2 separate regions of the Homo sapiens genome follow, and region 1 is linked to region 2. Evidence: read pairs that join two places in POLR2A ChIA-PET (ENCODE). Cell type or tissue: B cell. All regions are shown on one strand. Each heading gives the region's core, and the rest is flanking DNA. Links, peaks and the distances in the headings are about the cores only. Region 1 has its middle 78 kb from the start of MACF1. Region 2 overlaps MACF1 (microtubule actin crosslinking factor 1).

What was found. ChIA-PET counts read pairs that join two places held together with the same protein. Peaks named below come from ENCODE experiments on the same cell type or tissue, not always from the same donor. Only the 100,000 strongest peaks of a DNase experiment are listed, where the experiment ranks them.
Region 1: POLR2A ChIA-PET joins it to region 2 with 6 read pairs; 10 of 35 experiments call an interaction of 5 or more read pairs at or near these places.

What each region holds. Positions count from the first base shown.
Region 1 is chr1:39,125,306-39,128,218 of GRCh38, forward strand. It overlaps a transcript of MACF1 not described here. Among named protein-coding and RNA genes, the nearest start is that of MACF1, 78 kb to the right of the region's middle. In B cell, for the core only: no CTCF peak of the experiment used is centred there; no DNase peak of the experiment used is centred there.
Region 2 is chr1:39,217,431-39,220,343 of GRCh38, forward strand. All of the region lies in intron 1 of MACF1 (microtubule actin crosslinking factor 1), which reads left to right. Among named protein-coding and RNA genes, the nearest start is that of MACF1, 14 kb to the left of the region's middle. RefSeq lists silencers at 151-200, 321-370. In B cell, for the core only: no CTCF peak of the experiment used is centred there; no DNase peak of the experiment used is centred there; H3K4me3 peaks cover 313 bases; H3K27ac peaks cover 1,094 bases.

The DNA of each region.
Region 1 (2,913 bases), core at 232-2,731, 92 kb before region 2:
CTTGACTCAGCCACTTCCTGGCTATATGACCTTGGGCAACTTACTTAACCTTTCTAAACATTGATTTCCTCGTTAGTAGTGGGGAGAATAGTTCTTACCTTGCAGGGATATTGTGAGGTTTGAATAAGATAATACGTATTAGCACCTAGCATATGTGAAACATGCAGTGGATACTCAATATCCGTGAGTTGTCTTTTCTTCCTTCCATTCATTCGGGAGATGCTTAGGGAAGCAGATATACCAGATTCAAAAGGATTTAGACCCTCGCTTGGTCCTTATGTCCTTTTCTGTAATGGTATTCTCACCTTTGGGAAATGAGAATTAGTAGGGAAGGAAGTGTGCATATAGCCAGGTCCTGTCTGTTTTTAAATAATCCATCTTTTTGATTTTAGATTAAAATTTCTTTTTACAATATATAATTTAGGCCAGTAATCCCAGCACTTTGGGAGGCCTAGGTGGGCGGATCGCCTGAGGTCAGGAGTTGAAGACCGGCCTGGCCAACATTAGTGAAACCCCATCTCTACTAAAAATACAAAAATTAGCTGGGCGTGGTGGCATGCGCCTGTAATCCCAGCTACTTGGAAGGCTGAGGCAGGAGAATCGCTTTAACCCGGGAGGCGGAGGTTCCAGTGAGCTGAGATTGCGCCACTGCACTCCATCCTGGGCGACAGCGCAAGACTCTGTCTCAAACAAAACAAAGCAAACGACAGCAAAAACATATAATTTATGACAGGATAAATGCCATTTTTTTTGACCAGCTGGGCAACATAGTGAGACCCTGTCTCATAGTAATAACAATAACGAAGTACCACAAACTGGGTGGCTTAAACAACAGATATTTATTGTCTTACAGTTCTGGAGGCGAGAAGTCTGAAATCAAGTTGTCAGCAGAGTTGATTCCTTGTGAAGGCTGTGAGGGAGAACCTGTTCCATGCATCTCTTCTAGTTTCTGGTTGCCTCAGATGTTCCTTGGCTTGTAAATGATGTTCTCTCACCGCCTTCACATCTGTATATGTCTGTCTGTGTTCAAATGTCCCCTTTTTATAACACTAGTTATATTGGGTTAGAGCCTTTTCGAATGACCTCATCTTAAGTTGATCATTTGTAAAGACCCTATTTCCAGATAAAGTCACATTCACAGTCCCTGGGGTTAGGACATCTTTCTGGGGGATACAATTCATCCTATAACAAATGGTTTAGGGCCGAGCACGGTGGCTCATGCCTGTAATCCCAGCACTTTGGGAGGCCAAGGCATGTGGATCACCTGAGGTCAGTTCGAGACCAGCCTGGCCAACGTGGTGAAACCCTGTCTCTACTAAAAATACAAAAAAATTAGCTGGGCGTGGTGGTGGGTGCCTGTAATCCCAGTTACTTGGGAGGCTGAGGCAGGACAATCACTTGAGCTTGGGAGGCAGAGATTGCGGTGAGCCAAGATTGTGCCACTGCAGTCCAGCCTGGGCAACAGAGCAAGACTCTGTCTCCAAAAAAAAAACCACACAAAAAACAAACAAAAAAATCAAAACAAATGGTTTAGTCACTTTGTAACCTGGACAGAGGAGTGAACATATATGAAATTAACTTTCTTTGGTCTTTTAAGATTTATTACTAAGATTTAACTAGAGTTAAAACTTTCCTTGTCCTGTTGGCCGGGTGCCTTGGCTCAAGCCTGTAATCCCAGCCCTTTGGGAGGGTGAGGCAGGTGGATCACCTGAGGTTGGGAATTTGAGACCAACATGGCGAAACCCCGACTCTACTAAAAATAACAGAGTAGCTGGGCATGGTAGTACACGCCTGTAATCCCAGCTACTTGGGAGGCTGAGGCAGGAGAATTGCTTGAGCCCAGGAGGCAGTGATTGCAGTGAGCTGAGATCACGCCACTGCACGCCAGCCTGACAACAGAGCGAGAGACTCTATCTCAAAAAGAAAATAAAAGCTCTTCTTGTCCTGCTAATTCTGCATTTTGATTTTTGGCAGCATTTAGGAAAGAGCTGAGGTGGACCTGGTGTGTAGCGTTGGTGGGAGTTCCTTCGTTTTCTGGGCTGAATGATTTAATAATAATATAATAGTGGCTTTCATTAATTTCTTACTATGTGCCAGGAATGGACTGTGTTAAGCACTTTATATACATTAATCCACTTAATTCTCATGATAACCCTGTGAAATAGATTATCTCATTTTGCAGAGGAGAAAAGTGGGTCTCAGCCAGTGAAATAACTTGCTCAAGTTCTCTCACCCAGTAAATGGTAGAGCAGTCATTTATGTGTAGCTCTGTTGGACTTCAGAACTCCAGCTCTTAACTCAGTATATACTTTTCCTTCACTTCCTTGAATAGAACTGTTTGGCTTGAGTCTCCTTTTCTCTAAAAACTCCTAGTTCTGGAATGGTGCCAACTTAAGGGGTCAGGGAAGTGACCTTTACTTGTGTTCCTTTGAGCTGTTATTGTTTTCATTGGGAAAGAGAATGTGAAGTCAGTTCACATTTCTTACCTACTGGTTGCAGTCTTGCCATGGGGCCCTAGTCAGATGTGAGATGTTGTAAGTTACTTAAAAAAAAAAATGTCCTAGTGATTAAGAGGAAAAAACATAGGCCTGCTATGTTTATGTAACTCTCTTTTGTATTATTACAAAATTAAACATGTTCACTGTAATACATTTAAGCAGAAATTACAAAGAAAAAAGTAAAAATTCTCTTTTCTAGTCTTTATTTTCTCCACCTAGGCCCACTGGTCAGGGTAACCACTGTTCAAGCTTTGGTTTGTATCCTTACAGGTTTTTTCTTGCCAGGCTTGCTTTGGAACTGCACCTTTACATCCTTTATATTCCTTTAGGTTGGTTGTGTCTCTTCTTGACTCATGAGCCTTACCTCTTATTTATTTTTATTACCATACATCTGGCTTACATTTTTATTTTTTAT
Region 2 (2,913 bases), core at 135-2,634:
CACCTGGCTAATTTTTGTATTTTTGGTAGAGATGGGGTTTCGCCATGTTGCCTTGGCTGGTCTTGAGTTCCTGACCTCAAGTGATCCCTCTCAAAAAAATAAAAATAAATAAAATTACTATTCAAACCTCATTGCTTAAAAAAGGGATTAAAACAGACTCTAAATCAGCCGGGTGTGGTGGCTCATGCCTATAATCGCAGCACTTTGGGAGGCCAAGGAGGGCGGATCAGTTGAGGTCAAGAGTTCAAGACCAGCCTGAGCAATATGGTGAAACCCCATCTCTACCAAAAATACAAGTTAGCAGGGTGTGGTGGCGTGCGCCTATAGTCCCAGCTACTGGGGGTGGGGTTGGGGGCGCGGCTGAGGAGGGAAGATCGCTTGAGCCTGGGAGGCAGAGATTTCAGTGAGCCGGGATCCACTCCAGCCTGGGTGATAGAGCAAGACCCTGTCTCAAAAAAAAAAAAAAAAAGAGGTCGGTCACAGTGGCTCATGCCTGTAATCCCAGCACTTTGGGAGGCCGAGGCGGGCGGATCACGAGGTCAGGAGATCGAGACCATCCTGGCTGACACGGTGAAACCCTGTCTGTACTAAAAATACAAAAAATTAGCTGGGCATGGTGGCGGGTGCTTGTAGTCCTAGCTACTCGGGAGGCTGAGGCAGGAGAATGGCGTAAACCCAGGAGGTGGAGGTTGCAGTGAGCCGAGATCACACCAGTGCACTCCAGCCTGGGCGACAGAGCGAGACTCCGTCTCAAAAAAAAAAAAAAAAAAAAAAGCTTCCCAGATGATTTTGAGATGGCTGGTTTACAGACTGATATTTAGGAACTATTGGCCTAACTCCTCATTTTATTTGCAGAGTTGGAGATAAAAATAAAATTTTAAAAATAACAAAGGACAAATGCCTAATTTTATAGATGAAACTCAGGCTCAAAGAAGGGAAATGAATGTCATGCAAAGGTATGAACCATAGACTAGACACCAGGAAATCCAAGTTATAGACCTAGTTCTGCCCCTGTGTGACCTTGTCTAAATTATTTAATCTCTCTGGGCCTTGGTTTCTTCATCTTTAAGATGATTTTTGAGGACTCTTAAAACTCTCTCTTTGTATTTATGAAATGCTTCGTTTTTCTGACTGTGATATTCCCGTGAATTCTCTAAGAACTATTGAGCTTTTCTTCCTCTTGTGTTCTTATATGTGCCTCCCTCTCACTGTGGCTCTCTTCTTTTGTTACCGTGCTTACCCCTGGATTTCTTTATCTTACTTCTTTCCTTTATTCTGTGATTCTTAATAGTCCAAAGAATTATCATTATAATATTAGGTTTTCCTAAGAAATAAGGTAAATTTTTGTTTTGTTTTGTTTTTTGAGACAGAGTCCTGCTTTGCTCTGTTGTCCAGGCTGGAGTGCAATGGGGCGATCTCGGCTCACTGCAACCTCTGCTTCCCAGGTCCAAGTGATTCTCCTGCCTCAGCCTCCCAAGTAGCTGGGATTACAGGCGTGTGCCACCACACCTGGCTGATTTTTGTACTTTTAGTGGAGACGGGGTTTCACCATGTTGGCCAGGTTGGTCTCGAGCTCCTGACCTCAAGTGATCCACCCATCTCAGCCTCCCAAAGTGCTGGGATTACAGGCATGAGCCATCACACCCGGCAGAAATAAGGTAGAATTTTAATTTTGCATTGAAGCTTCTACAGTTGTCACTTCCTTAAAACCCCAAATCTCAATCCTCATTGGTACTTTCTCAGCCTACACCAGTCATTGGTGATAAATGCCTTTCATGAATCCCTATTATAGTTAGTACTTTTCCTTTAACTTGATTATATAGGACTGCATTGTATTGTCTTCTAATAAATTTATGGAGGTTAAAAGTCTATGATCTGACAGACTTGGATTTGAATCTCAATTCTGCTGTATACTGCGTGACTTTGGGAAGATTACTAACAAGTCTTTCTGAGCATGAATTTGCTGAACCATGAATAAGCATACTTGAGAGAGTTGTGAGGATTGTCAAATACTAAATGAGATAAGCCTCAAACAGCACCTGATACATAATAAACACAATAAATATCGAGCTCCACCTTATCTCCCAAAGTAGACTTTTGTAGCCTTCTGAGGATAGCAATCATTTATAATGTTTGTGCCATTATACATTATTGCTGAACACATTTTAATTGCTTGACCTCCAATTTCACCAATTTCCTTTGCGCTTACATTGGGAACATTAAGTGGTTCAAAATCCCCAGGATCAAGATGTGGCAAGGAGAATTTAGGAAAGCTGAATCTGTAGAGGGAATATCTGAGTGGGAGTACCTGCTCCCTGCTGAAAAGCAGTCTTTTTTTGAGATGGAGTCTCACTCTGTCACCCAGGCTGGATTGCAGTGGTGCCATCTCAGCTCACTGCAACCTCTGCCGCCCGGGTCCAAGCAGTTTTCCTGCCTCAGCCTCCCGAGTAGCTGGGATTACAGGCTTGTGCCACCACTCCCAGCTCATTTTTGTATTTTTAGTAGAGACGGGGTTTTGCCATGTTGGCCAGGCTAGTCTCGAACTCCTGACCTCAGGTGATCTGCCCACCTCAGCCTCCCAAAGTGCTGGGATGGCAGGCGTGAGAGCCACAGTGCCTGGCCTGAAAATACCATCTTAATGTGTCTTGTAGCTATAACCTTGACACCTAGAGGACTGTGATTATATATTTGTTAAATGAATATTTTTCAATACCTATGGTTGTCCTAAATGTTGGATATTTAATGAAAAAAAAATTTTTTTTTGAGATGGAGTCTTGCTCTATTGCCCAGGCTGGAGTGCAGTGGCACAATCTCAGCTCGCAACCTCTGCCTCCCAGGTTCAAGCCATTTTCCTACCTCAGCCTCCTGAGTAGCTGGGATTACAGGAGCGCACCACCTTGCCTGGCTAATTTT